2 separate regions of the Homo sapiens genome follow, and region 2 is linked to region 1. Evidence: chromatin contacts called from ENCODE Hi-C data. All regions are on one chromosome and are shown on one strand. The core of a region is the stretch at or near the end of the contact, and the rest is flanking DNA. Distances in the headings are between cores, read along the strand shown.

The links. A loop is a pair of places that touch in the nucleus more often than their neighbours do. Pooled maps may share reads with other maps.
Region 2: a loop to region 1 is called in a pooled map, with 6 times the contacts of the local background. The contact joins two enhancer-like sites. A Hi-C loop is called at or near these places in 1 of 168 maps with a recorded cell type or tissue (ascending aorta), 1 of 37 single-sample maps with no recorded cell type and 7 of 50 pooled maps.

What each region holds. Positions count from the first base shown.
Region 1 is chr1:219,186,089-219,193,053 of GRCh38, forward strand. The region is part of intron 2 of LYPLAL1 (lysophospholipase like 1); the gene reads left to right. Among named protein-coding and RNA genes, the nearest start is that of LYPLAL1, 16 kb to the left of the region's middle. Within about 2 kb of position 2,368, at least 4 of the 41 ENCODE cell types and tissues checked have a DNase peak (open chromatin) inside an H3K27ac peak, as active enhancers do.
Region 2 is chr1:222,652,327-222,659,291 of GRCh38, forward strand. It overlaps MIA3 (MIA SH3 domain ER export factor 3), which reads left to right. Exons shown (of 28, transcript NM_198551.4): 13 at 1-6; 14 at 682-804; 15 at 902-1,013; 16 at 1,917-1,972; 17 at 2,063-2,153; 18 at 2,329-2,467; 19 at 6,396-6,497. Among named protein-coding and RNA genes, the nearest start is that of MIA3, 38 kb to the left of the region's middle. RefSeq lists an enhancer at 2,646-2,885. Within about 2 kb of position 2,730, at least 10 of the 41 ENCODE cell types and tissues checked have a DNase peak (open chromatin) inside an H3K27ac peak, as active enhancers do.

The DNA.
Region 1 (6,965 bases), core at 1,118-3,617:
TGGGTCCTAAATAACCCATGAGTTATTTAGAAACATGTTGTTTCCAGATATTTGGAGCTATTCTAGATATTCTTATTACTGTTGATATCTAGTTTCATTTCATTATTATTAGAGAAAATATCCTGTATGATTTTCTTCTTTTGATATTCATTGGGACCTTTTTATGGCTTTGCATATGGTCTATCTTGGTGACTGTTACTGTGCATTTCTGCGTGTCACGTTCTATAAATGTTAATGGTTCAAGGTATTTGAAAGCATTACACAAATTCTGTATATGCTTAGTGATTATTTTTCTAAGTTGTTCTATTAGTTGCCAAGGGATGGGTATTAAAATCTCTAGCTATGATTGTAGATTGGTCTGTTTCTCCCTTTAGTTCTGTCAGTTTTCTCTTTATGTATTTTTAGGCTATATTATTAGGTGCATATTCATGTAGTAATATTGTCTTTTTTATGGCTACTTTTATCTATAAAATGTTCCTTTTTAATTTGTGGTAATACTCTGAAGTGTACTGTGTTTAATAAAAATATAGTATATCTCAGCTTCCCTATGCTTATTGTTTACATGGCACTTCATTTTTCATCCTTTTACTTTCTTTTGATTAGAGCTGTATGGTATGTCTTTTTCCATTCTTTTGCTTTTAACCTACCTATATCATTGTATTTAAAGTGGATTTCTTATAGACAACACGTAGTTGGGCTTTGTTTTCATCTTTAACCAAACTGATAATTTGTCTTCTAAGTGATTTGTTTAAGCAATTTACATTTAATGTAACAATTAATATGCTTGAATTTAGGTCTACTGCTTTTCATTCCTCTGTTTCCCTTTCACACTTTCTATTGAATTATTCGTTTTTTAATACACCATTTTACTTTATTTTTTTTCTGATTGCCATAGGGATTATGATATACATAGCAAAGCTTTTTTACCTACTTAGAGTTCTTTGTTGTTTTTTTTTTCCTTGTAACTATATAGGTCCCTTTATCCCCATCTTGTGTATGTTATAGTTTTCATATGTATTTTGTCTGCATACATTGAAAACTGTATCAAACAAGGTTATAATTTTTGTTTTCAACAGTCAACCATATTTTAAACAGCTTAAGAGGAGAACAATAGTTTATTGTATATACTCAGTTGTGGTCTATTACAGCATATAAGTGTGTTTTGATTAAATTGTGAATTACCATTTTGATTATAAGGTATCCCTTTTCCTCAACTGTATTTAATAGATGTTTTAAATCAGCTAAGGTAGGGGCATAGTCAGTAAAAGTCAGCAATTAGTTTGCTGTGTTGATTTAGATGGAAAATACTGCTTTTTTTTTTCACTGTGGTAATTTGGACTCTTTAAATGAAGTGCCCAATAAAGATTTTTATTTCTATAACATGCTTTAGCTATATTTACAATTAGAGATTTTCTTAGTTTGTGTTTATTATTAGAATTTCCATTTAAAAATAATTTTTAACAAGCCATTTATGATTTATATGATAATATAGTTTCTTTTGGTGTTTTAAAAAATTCTAAAAGTAATAAGATTTGCATAGTGCCTATACTTTTAGATTCACTGTTTTTCCACACAAAGTCCATGTTTGTATTTTTCAGTAAATATGTATTCTAAAATAAACTAGGCACTTTTTATTTAGGCATAGTAAACCATGAATTCCTCTTTACTCCATCACTTAGAATTCCTATCTGAAGCATGATAGTAGGAGAGCCCTCTCCTGATAACAGTATATCTGTACTACAAGTATGCTAGTAAGGAACCCTACTAAAAACAGCTATTTTGAAGAAATAATGTACTTCTTTGGTAAGTATTAGGTATGTTTAAATAGGTACTAGTATGGAAAAGTTTTCTTAGATATGATTTTTTAAAAAAGAAACAAAAATGGACTGTTTTCTACAAATCACAGTGTAGATTTTATAAGAGTTAAAGTCAAAATATATTTGGAGCAAAAATAAAATAATTTTAGACATTGTTATTTCTGGCTGGCACAAATTATTCCCAAGTGGCACAAATGATTACTGAAATTTATTCAGCAAATATTTAGCATCTATTCTATGTCAGGCTTTGTTCTTAGCACTGGGTATGTATCTGTGGAAAGAATGAAGTCCCTGCTCTCAATGAGCTCATGTAGAGACAGAAAATAAAAGGGAAATTAAATGTAATAATTTCAAATAGTGATAAATGGTATTAAGACTGGGGATAGAGAGTATATGTGTGTGTTGCAGGGTAAAAGGGAGGTATACTTTCAGTTGGAGAGTCAAAGAAGCTCCCCTGAGAAGGTGACACTTGAGCTGAGACCTAAATGAACAGTCGGAGCCCACCATGCAGAAATGTTGCAAAGAGCCCTCTAAGTAGTGGGGATATCAGATGCAAAGCCACTCAACTAATAATAAGCTCGTACTATTTGAAGAAAAGGAAGTGACAAATGTGACTGGAACCTAGTGAAGGGTGGGAGAGAGAAGTGGTATGAAATGAGGATAAAGAGGAAGACTGGTGCCAATTTGTTAACTTAAAGGTTATGAATGAACTTTCGATTTTATGACTTTAAGGCAACACAGATCAAAAACAACTTGGTATCAAGCTGAATGTCAACTTTTTTTTTTTTTTAACCTTGGACATTTTATTCTAGCTTAATATTTTACCAATGTGTAATGGGTTGGTTGATTGATTAACTTAGGAACCACACAGATGTTCTTTGCCAAACATATTTATTTATTGTGGTAATGTCTGAGGAGTTTTATACCAGCTAATAAAGTGATTTATTTGAGGAAGAAGGTGAATGAGTATAACATATGTGATAGTTTTTAGCTGTTTAAAAAACAAACTTTTATATTTTATTTAAATGTTATTCTAACATTTTAGGAGATTTATACATTCTTGTTTATGCTTTCTTAGCAAGAAAGTTCTAAATTATTTTTGTCTCGTTAAATTTTCTCAATTACTCCATTTGAACAGAATTTTAATTTTCTTAGCTACCACATTAGTAACATACTTACATTGGGATTCTACTTCTGCTGAGCATCTATCTCTAATTAAGGCATTGTCAAAGAAAAAAGTTAAGTGAATGCCACTTTTTTCCATTAATGGCTGAGTTCCCAGAATGATTCACATTTTAGCCTATGATATCATCCTTATTTAAGTATTTAGACAGACAAATAAACACAGAAATAGCAGAGTAAAATGAAAAGGGAAGTAGAACAATTCAGAAGGGTAATAGGCTCATTTGAATTTTAAAGTGAGTGTTGTATTTTTGATATTTTGATTTAGAACTTCACTGTGATTTTAGTGACAGTTTGACTACAATTTGAGGTTTCATTTTGTCTGACAATGACTATTTGGAAAGCACCTACTCTCATTTTCAGAGTAATGAAAATGAGTAACTCAAAACTAGTTAAGAAGCTAGTTTTGAGAAGGGATTCTGGGAGGAGGAAGGTTTGAATGCTTTCTGCCTTCTCTCCCCTTCTGATTCTAATTTATCTACCTTTCTAGAGCCACACAGCTTCTGGGGTCAGAAGGCATATGGGGTTGTGAGATAATTTATGCTTATTGGAGTCCTAGTATAGAGGTGGTGCAAGATTTTATCTTTTCTGCAGCAGTTGAAAGCCTGGATAAAGAGCAATGAAGGAAAAGCTCAGTCTGCAAAAATCTGCCCTCCTCATAGGTTTATGTCATAAAATGTAATTCTCAGACAATAATGCAATATTAATTAGAATTCCAAAAGGATTTTTTAAGGATAATTATTTGAAAATAGTTTCAAGTTTACTAAATTTTTTGATAAATTTATTGGATAATCAAGAACAATAGATGCCTGAGAATAGCTAGGACAAGTATGAAAACACAGACTAGAGTAATGATAGGAGAGGGGAACTTACCTTACACAACTTCAAAATATGCTCTAAAACCACTATAATATGATTAACGTTATATACTAACTTAATAATTAACTTAATAGATACTAAATAGAAACTAACTTAATAGATAAAGAGATTAGTGGAACAAAATAGAGCCTTTCTCAACTAAAGCTCTTCAGCTGAATCACAAGACATAGAAAATTATTTGAGTGACTGTTCCCCCGCCCACTGCATGTATGATATAGAACGAGCACCATTCTAGATGTATTAGAGGGAAGTCAGTTCATTATATATAGCATATGTCTTACAGAAATCAGGGTTAGAGAGACTAGATAATGCAGAACTATAAAATATATGGCAAAGATAAAATTTCACTGTTTGCTGAGAAGGGTGTCTTCCTCCTTTCCTCCCTTTCTCTCTCCTTCTTTTAATAGCACAAGCACAATTGACTATCATATGGGATAAAATGAATTTGAATCCTTAGGTTACTCCATGTATGAAATTCCCCCAAAATTCAAGGCTTAGGTGTAAAAATGAAAACAAAAGTCTTAAAAGAAAATCTGGGCTACTATATATAAAAAATGTATGGATTGGCAGGAGCTTCTTAAGCAAATCTAGAGACCCAGAAATTTAAATTTTTTTTTAAAAAGACATTATATCAAATGTAGAGTCTTTTGTCCAGTAAAAAAAAAAAAAAAAAAAACCCTTAAGTACATAATAACGTAATATCAATATTCAAAATAGACTTGGAAGAAAATACCTGAAATATATGCAACAAATATTTGTCAATAATAGACAAAGTACTCTTTTAAACAAGAAAAAAATTGAAATGACAATAGGAAAAAATAATAGCAAATGACATCAGTCAGCAATTCCACTTATGTGGAGTTTTAGAACAGGCAAAAGAAATCAATGTTGATAGTCTCACTCAGTAGTTGCTTGGGAAGGTTACGGGAGTTGCTCGTGAAGGGGCATGATGGAATTTTCCAAGGAAAAGGAATGTTCTGTATCATTGTGGAGATGGTGGTTGCATTGTAAAAAGTAATTGAACTATACACCTAAAATGTGTGTAGTTCAATATAGTTTATATATGTAAATTATACCTCAATAAAGTTGGTTTTAAAACTTCAATTGATACTCTTAAATGGTAACATTTTAATGTATGTCAGCACCTACTGCTATTACTGCTGTGGGCAAAAGGATATTTTCCTACCTTTCCTGTAGAAAGGTAAATTTTTACAACTTTTATGGAAGCAACTTTGAGACATCTATTAAGACAAAAATTGTACCTTTTAATCCAACCTGTTTCTTGACTCTTTTCCATAGGAATAAAAGTTCCAGTAGATAAAAACACGTATGCATATGTTTAATGAAGCATATTTCTTAGTGGCTAAAAGCTGGGTACCAAATTAATTCCCATTATTAGGGGAATGGCTGATTAAATTGCAGAATATGCTTATCATAGGATATAATATAGCCATTAAAAGGGTAAGTTAGAACTGTAACTGATGAAAGGATTTCCATGAGATATTGTTGAAGGAAAAAAGCATGATGCACATAATAGAATCAGATAGACTACTTTATTTTTGAAAAGAAATAGTGTGCCAAGAAATAGCCTGTAAATATGCATATTTTAATTTATAAGAATAACATTGAAGGATATATTTCAGATCATTTACACAGTTTACCGAATGTAAAGGACAAGATGTGTGAGGGAGTTGGAGAGAAGAGGAGGAATGTAGAGATGGGTAAAAAATGAATAAGATTGACATGAAAAACATCTAAACAATGTATATATATATAATCTCATATTTAAAAAATTTTATGTATCTGCATAAACTTAGGGAAAACATTTAAGTTTTTATGTACTGACTTTCAGAGGTATTCATCATATCCATTTAAATTTTAGAAAATGTGTTACAAAGTAATGTTTATATGATTCTATTTGAGTAAATAAAAGATCCCCGTATATGAATTTTTGTTAAATTTTAGTCAGTTCAACTTTCTTGTTTCCAGGTTTTTTTTTTAGTTTCTCTGAGAAACTTTCCAAATATAACCTTGACGTTCAAGCCCCTTAAGTGGATGTCCATTTATTTTGGGGTGGTATGATCAATATTGAAAAATGGTGTAATTTTGTTCCCTTCCAGCACCACCCACTGGTCCTAAAGATTGTATGCATCCCAAGGCCAATGACAATTGAATATTTCTAGCTCCTTGAATATGCTGAGGTTCTACTTGGGTTTTTCACTAGAGAAGAAGTACAAAAGCATGTTCAGGTCTCACCTGTTGTCTTTTAGCCGTCTATTTTTGTTTTTCAATTTAGCTGCACATTTCATGCTTTTACTTTACTAACTTTGGTGGGTGACAGTATACAGCTAAATTTGAGATGGCAAAGTAGAGGAGGTATTGGTGTGGAAAGAATCCTGTGTCTGGGTTCATCAAAGGGAAATATTACTTGTCATTGGTTTAGAGTTCTTTCAAATTACTATAGGCACTTTTGTCACTGGCTATGTTTTCTTTGCCACTCTGTTTCTCATCATTACGTGAGGAGAAAGCAGGGCATGCCAAGGGATAAGGATTATCTTCTGTGCAACTCTTCCGTTTTTCATATTTGGAAAACATTTGTTCTCTGTGTTTATCTAATATAGCCCCCATCCCTCTCTGTGTTTGCCCACAGAAATCTCTAAGGTTTTTTTTTGTTCCCCTTTCATTTACATCTACCAACATAATACTTGAATACAGGACCCCCTTTACTCCATTACAGTTTGGAATATCTTGATGGTGTGTGTGCCTGTGCACGTATGTGTGTGTATTTTTTTTAACCAACATAGTATCCCAGAGCATGAATATACAATGAATGGATTAAGATTCACTGGTACTGTAACTGTTCTCCCTCTTAAAAGATGGAGGGAGTAGGTAAAGAGGATATGAACTGGCATTAGTAGATTTTAATGGATTAGATACAAGTATGGGATAGTTAATACAATATACATGAGAGTAGTTTTAATATGCATTTAACTTATAAAACTTAGAAGAAATTGAAATCATTTATTCAAAACACTATTATTTTGGTAATTAAAGCATCCATTTTCATATTCCCTTTTCCTTTCTTTT
Region 2 (6,965 bases), core at 1,480-3,979, 3.5 Mb after region 1:
GAGCAGGTAAAGGAAAGTGCGTGTCCCAGGTCATGTAAAATAGAGAACTCAGTATCATACCTCATGAATGCCTTTACTCAGATCTATTTTTAGGGTAATATATGTGCAGGATTCTGTTCTTAGATATGCAAAGTTTAAACTATGCTTCCAAAATTGAGTGTAGGTATACATTCTCTATCTGTTCTGGATTTTCTGTTCTGTACAATTTATTTTGGCTATCAGAGTGTGTAGTCTTGTTTTGTCAGACACCAATTGCTATTAACTTGAGTAGCCTCGAGTGGGTAGTAGATTGGCTTTTTAGACCCAAGAGTTAGATATTTTATAACCCTCCTTTGAGTAGTTACTGCTTCACTAGCCAAGGGAAGGTTACATGATCAGGAGTGTGGACTTGGGAGATAGTAGGATGAGCCCTTCTGTTCCTTCTGGAAGTGAATTATTTGAATTGGCTACAATTTTCTGAAGGATGCAATAAACAAGATCAATTTCCTTGATAGCTCTGATGTTCTCACTACAGCTCTGAGGGTTGGGGCCACTGTCTCCTCCCACTTAACCAAGGTCTTAGCCCATAGTGATAGGCCAAGGAGAGGCATGGTTCCTTATTTACCTGTCTCATTCATGTGGTCCTAATGTCTCCAGTGCAAAAGCCCTAACCTGTGGGAATCATGTGTTTTAACTTTGCAGTTGCAGCAGGAAATCGAAGACTGGAGTAAATTACATGCTGAGCTCAGTGAGCAAATCAAATCATTTGAGAAGTCTCAGAAAGATTTGGAAGTAGCTCTTACTCACAAGGATGATAATATTAATGTAAGTGCGTTCATGAATACAAGCTTAATTCTTGTGAATTATCAAATCTGTTGAATTAAATGGAAAGACTCTTAATGCCCTTTTACTTCTTTTCTAGGCTTTGACTAACTGCATTACACAGTTGAATCTGTTAGAGTGTGAATCTGAATCTGAGGGTCAAAATAAAGGTGGAAATGATTCAGATGAATTAGCAAATGGAGAAGTGGGAGGTAAGATCAGCCTCAAGGAGGATGGACCCCTTTTGCCTTCCTGTCTTTAAGTGCACCAGTGCTACTTTTCAGCTGGCTGCATTTCCTCTTAAGCTTTCGAGGTGTAAATACATTGGATTTGAATGTGTGTCTGTTTGCATTGGGCAGAGGTGGATTGCTAGGGTGAGGTGTAGCAGTAAGCATGCAGTGAACACTGACTTTGTTTTCACATTGAGACTAGAAGGGTGCACGGGAGCTGCACTGGTCATGTCTTACACCTCTAAGTATTGGACACATACAGTAGTAGAAACTTGTTTTTCAATTTCATGGAGATAACATTTTAAAACTTGTCATCTCAGTAGCTGTGTGGTTTTAAGGCCCACAACTGGTTTTAAGAGTACTGAGGTGGTTGGAGGCATAAACTGACTAAGGCCATGAAAGAAAACCACAACTGGTTTTGAGAGTACTGAGGTGGTTGGATCCATAAACTAAGGCCATGAGAGTGGAGGCTATAGTGTTGCAGTGTTTACTGATGAGGAAAATGTTTCTAGATGCCCTCTCTCAAGTTGGATATTGCTTGTGTAGTGGGTGTTTTAAACCACACCTGGTAGTAGATTCTGGAGGAGAATAGGAGGGAATCTTTCTGAATAAGACACTAAGCCCAGATGGAAGAAAGAGCTTTATCTCACATGTTTCTTCTTGCTCAATAATGGCATGTATAACATGTTTATTGTACAAATGGGAATTCACTTTTTCAGTCTTAAGTTTGCAGTTCTCTTAAAAGTCAGTCTAATCCTTTTCTGTTTTTGTTTGTTCTTTAAATGTTTGAACATGACAATTGTTTAGTTTTGGGTAAATCAAGAAAATATAGATTTAAAAAGCAAGGGAAGAAAAAGCAATGAAAGAAAGCCTTTTGTTTTTTAGGTGACCGGAATGAGAAGATGAAAAATCAAATTAAGCAGATGATGGATGTCTCTCGGGTATAATCGTTTTTAGAGTCCCATAATTGCCTGTGAATACTTTTACTATGCCTCACTTTTATGAATACTTGTCTCTTCTGCAATTTTTAGACACAGACTGCAATATCGGTAGTTGAAGAGGATCTAAAGCTTTTACAGCTTAAGCTAAGAGCCTCCGTGTCCACTAAATGTAACCTGGAAGGTAGGTTGCTTCTTGAGAAGAAATTGCTATATATTGGAAAGATACAAAATTGCATTAGAAAGATAAAGAGCGGCTTCCTGCTTTCATACTTCTCATTTCTCTCAGCACCAGCCCCCAACCAAGTTCTCAAGTTCTTGTGCACACATATGGAACTCAAATGTTTTATCCTTTACAGACCAGGTAAAGAAATTGGAAGATGACCGCAACTCACTACAAGCTGCCAAAGCTGGACTGGAAGATGAATGCAAAACCTTGAGGCAGAAAGTGGAGATTCTGAATGAGCTCTATCAGCAGAAGGAGATGGCTTTGCAAAAGTAAGATTATCATCATTTACTGTTAACTGTATTGTCATGTCAGTAAATAAATGTGTACTAATATAGATAATGTTATCGTTTTTCAGGATTGTACTCTTTTGCATCTGTAATTAGTATAAATTTGTCTTTCTTTCTTTCTGCTTTGTTTCTCATAAGCTGCATTTTTCTTTCCTTTCTAACCAGTAGTCAAAAACTGTTGCCTGTAACTCACTTAAGGGGGAGCAGTGTACTGGTACTGACGGTCGCTGCTGTGGGAGTGCTTCTCTTTTGAAGATCTGGCCATGCCTTGTCTGTGGCTCCGCCACTTGTTTCACTTTCCTTTCTTTGTGGTCAATTATGTAATTTCCTTTAAACAGTCTGAGGGATTTGTATGACGTGTTTTAGTAGAATAAAAACTTCAAAAAAGGAAAATTTACTTATTGAAGGTACATTTAGTTTTGGACTTCACAGAGTAAAATATTCAAACTAAACATAATTGTGGCAAAGATATTAGGAGTTTTGAATGTAGAACTATTTGGTGTGTATATTTAGATAATAATCCTCTGAAATACATATCTCAAATTTCGAGCGAGGTACCTTTTGAGAGGTATATTTTTATAGTTCAAGTTTTTTGTCCACAAAAACATCTGAATTCTCTAAAAATAGGTTATCTGTGGCAGTTGCTATTTGTGTTTGCTCTTATGTTTTACTCTTTGGTGTATATGGCAGTGTGTGAGGAGGCCTCTCTTGCTAAGCAAATTTAACTTTTTTAAATGCTTAGACTGCTACTGCTGTATGCCATTAAATATTGAAACCATACCATTAACTTTTTCTCTAATTCTTTGCTCACCAGGCAGCCAGTTTAGATTTTCCAGGTTTTGTTCAGGCCAGCTCTAAATAAATGCCTGTCCTGCTTCAGAGAGACATTCCTCATTTCATTACTTTTTAAAAAAGAGCACTTCTCTGCCTCCAATAGTAATGTGAATTACGTAAATGGCAACTGTTTTTCTTCGTGATACAGTTAACCCATTGATGTGGCAGTGTTTTATTCAACTTCCCCAAAATTCATTCAGTCTCCATGTGTGGTTTGTACTCTACTGTCCACCCCTAAAGTCACTGTGTTAATTCAGGCCCTTGTCATCTTTTATGCCAGTCCCCTAGCTAATCACGTATCTCCAGACTTTCTTTCCCTTTTTTTTTTTTTTTTTTTTTTTTGAGACAGAGTCTCACTCTGCCGCCCAGGCTGGAGTGCAGTGGCGTGGTCTCAGCTTACTGCAAGCTCCGCCTCCCAGGTTCATGCCATTCTCCTGCCTCAGTCTCCCGAGTAGCTGGGACTACAGGCGCCCGCCACCATGCCCGGCTAATTTTTTTTGTATTTTTAGTAGAGATGGGGTTTCACCTGTGTTAGCCAGGATGGTCTCAATCTCCTGACCTCGTGATCCACCCGCCTCGGCCTCCCAAAGTGCTGGGATTACAGGTGTGAGCCACCGCGCCCGGCCAAAGAATATACTTTAATGCAGGTTCAGTGAGTTTACTTTTGTATGAAAATGTCTTTAGTTTGACTCCATTTTAAAAGGATCTTTCTGCTGGTTCTGGAATTTCGATAGTTGTTTAGTATCAGCACTTTAAAGATAACCAGTTATCCTCTAGTTTTAAAGTTTCTTTGAGGAATCTATTATCATTCTTATTTTCTCTTTTCTCTTTTTTCAAATGTTTTATGCCTGCCCTAGCTGCCTTTCGTCATTTTCTTTTTGGTTTTTCAGCAGTTTTCTTGGGAGGTGCCTACATGTAGGGTTTTGTCATCACCCTTCCACCCTACCCTCCTGCTTTTTCTTTTGCATTTATACTGCTTGAGGTTATAAACATCTCTTGAGTTTGGAGCCTCTTTTTTCACATATTAATTCTATCTTATTCTCACTTGTCCTGAGAATCCAATTCAACATACTAGGATCTCCCACCCCTACCCCTCGCCCAATGCCTCCTACATTCTGAATATGCTTCATTCTGGATGTTTTCTTCTGACCTATCTTCCAATGTGCTAAAAATCTCACCTCAGTTGTCTAATCTGCTAAAATCATTGAGTTCTTTTTGGTTTCACTATTTTTCACTTTTATAGTTTCTAATCCTCTGCTGAAATGTGTAATCTTGACTTGTACTTCCTTCAATTTGTAAGGCACAATTGCTTTAAAATCTATGTGGTAATCCTATTATGTGGATCCCTTATGAGTGTGTTTCTCTGGTCTTCTAGATTGTGATTACATTGTCTTGTCTTGTGGAATGTCTGGTTGGTTTTGATGGAGTGGTGAACATTGTTTTTGAAAATTGTAGGGGAAATTTGAGGTCTAAGATGATGTTATCATCCTACATAAAAGATATGAGATTACCTCTAGCAGGTGGTCATTACTTTATTCCAGTTAGCAATTAAAATCATTCAAAAATGGCTTAGTTCCTTTAAAGGACATTGTATTTATTGCCTGTTCAATACTCCAAGTGTGCAGCTCTTTTCTGGTCTCAACCCAAAGCCTAGGGCTTTTACTAGGGGTCCTTCTCATTGGCAGCCCTGAACTCCCTCCGCTTCTTGTTTCTCTCAACCCAGGGATCTGTTGAAAGTTCTTTTCAACCTTCTTACATATCTGCATTGTCTTCAATGCATGGATGAACCTGGGGGGAAATGGCTTAAAATGCCGGGCTTACTTATAATTCTGTGTTTTTTCCTACTGGATTTTCTTCACTGCCTTATTAGCTTTCTGATGCCTTCGAGCACATTCTTTCTATTTTTGTCCATATGTTCTTATTTTCAGTGTTTGCAGACTAACTCATCCATTATTGGAAACAAAATTCTCTTGAATCCTTCTTCAAGACTTGTTTTTTCCACATCCCTTCCTAAGCCAGAGTCAGAGAGGGATTGTTCTGTTCTTATATGCACCTTTTACACATTCAGCTGTGAGCTCCATTAGTGCAGAGGTGGTACTTACCATAGCCATACCTTTATCTTAGTCTCTTACAAGGTAATTAGTATAACCACTCATAAAATATTTGCTGAAGTATTTATTGAATGAGCAGTTGTAAAAGAATACATAAACTTTTTTCTCTTTGGTGTTAATAACCCTTTTTACTATAGCTCCTCTATTTTTGTTTCCAATTTATAGAAAATTTGCAAGTATCTTTTGCATCAGAACTATGAGTAAAGAAGTACAAGGGTAACTACAAGTAGCACTTTTAAACCATTAAATGTTGCTGCCTTTACAATCTGTGTTATAGTTGGCTAACCTCTTGAGCTTGAAGGTTATCAGGTTAAAACCAATTTCCAGTACATAGCACCCTGATTACAGGACAGTTTGGATTCTTTTTCTGTTCAACAGACATTGCCAGTACTCGGATTTGTCTCGCTGCTTTATCATGATTCCATTGAAATAGGTAGGGGAGCTCCATATCTGAAGTGTGAAAATGTTCTGGGGTTAATTGTACAGTTAAGGACATGTTCTAAAAAGCTCTTTCATTGGCTGTCTTTATCATGGTACCAGCCTTGGATTGAGAAACAGCCCATAAGAAAATTAATTAGTGGTCTTTCCATGGTTAGAAATAAGAGAATTATCTCCTGCATCATCCTAATAAGCTTAACTGTGTTAGGTTGATCAGTCCTGGCTTTCTACATTGAAGAAAAGTGAGCATCATTTCAACCCAACAGTCTTTGACACATAGTGTTTTTTCACATTTGTTTCATTTACTAGTGAGGAGAGAATTATGAGACGTTAGAAAATGCAGGTGATGTATCAACAGGCCACAGTTGGATTTTTATCCTAAAGGACAGTTTTATTTCCTTCCTGTGACTTTGTATAATCTATGCATTTTTAAGAATAGGATAGGAAGTGAGATTTTATTGGAGTATTCAGACAGAATGCCAGGAGGAAAAGAGAAACACTTTCATTGACAACCAGTTTTATCTTAGGAAACTGAGTCAAGAAGAGTATGAACGGCAAGAAAGAGAGCACAGGCTGTCAGCTGCAGATGAAAAGGCAGTTTCGGCTGCAGAGGAAGTAAAAACTTACAAGTAAGTTCACCTCCTAAAGAGGGTATCAGTGGCTAATGAAACTAGTGTTGGCTTTTTTTATTAGCACAAAAGCATAAATAAGTGGTTAGAGGACATGAATACATCAATTCACACAAAAGAAAAACTAAATTTTAAGTTAACAAATGGAAAAATATTAACAAATACCCAGTGCTGGCAAAACTGTAAGGGAACTTGATTCGTGCAAACAGTTCTGGGGGTTGGAGGGGGTGGGAGCAGTTTGTTATATGATGTATCAAAAGCCATTAAAGTGATTTTGCCATTTGATAGACCCAGTAGTCCTAACTTTGGGAAAATTTTTATGATGTAATTAAAGGATGAAAAAAGGTTTATAGTGGAAGATATTAATAATAGGATTATTTGAGAACATATTTAGGAACAGTTAAAGGAATTGTAATATATCAACTCAATCTCCAGCTGTTAAAGGAAATTATGTATCATTAGTTTTCA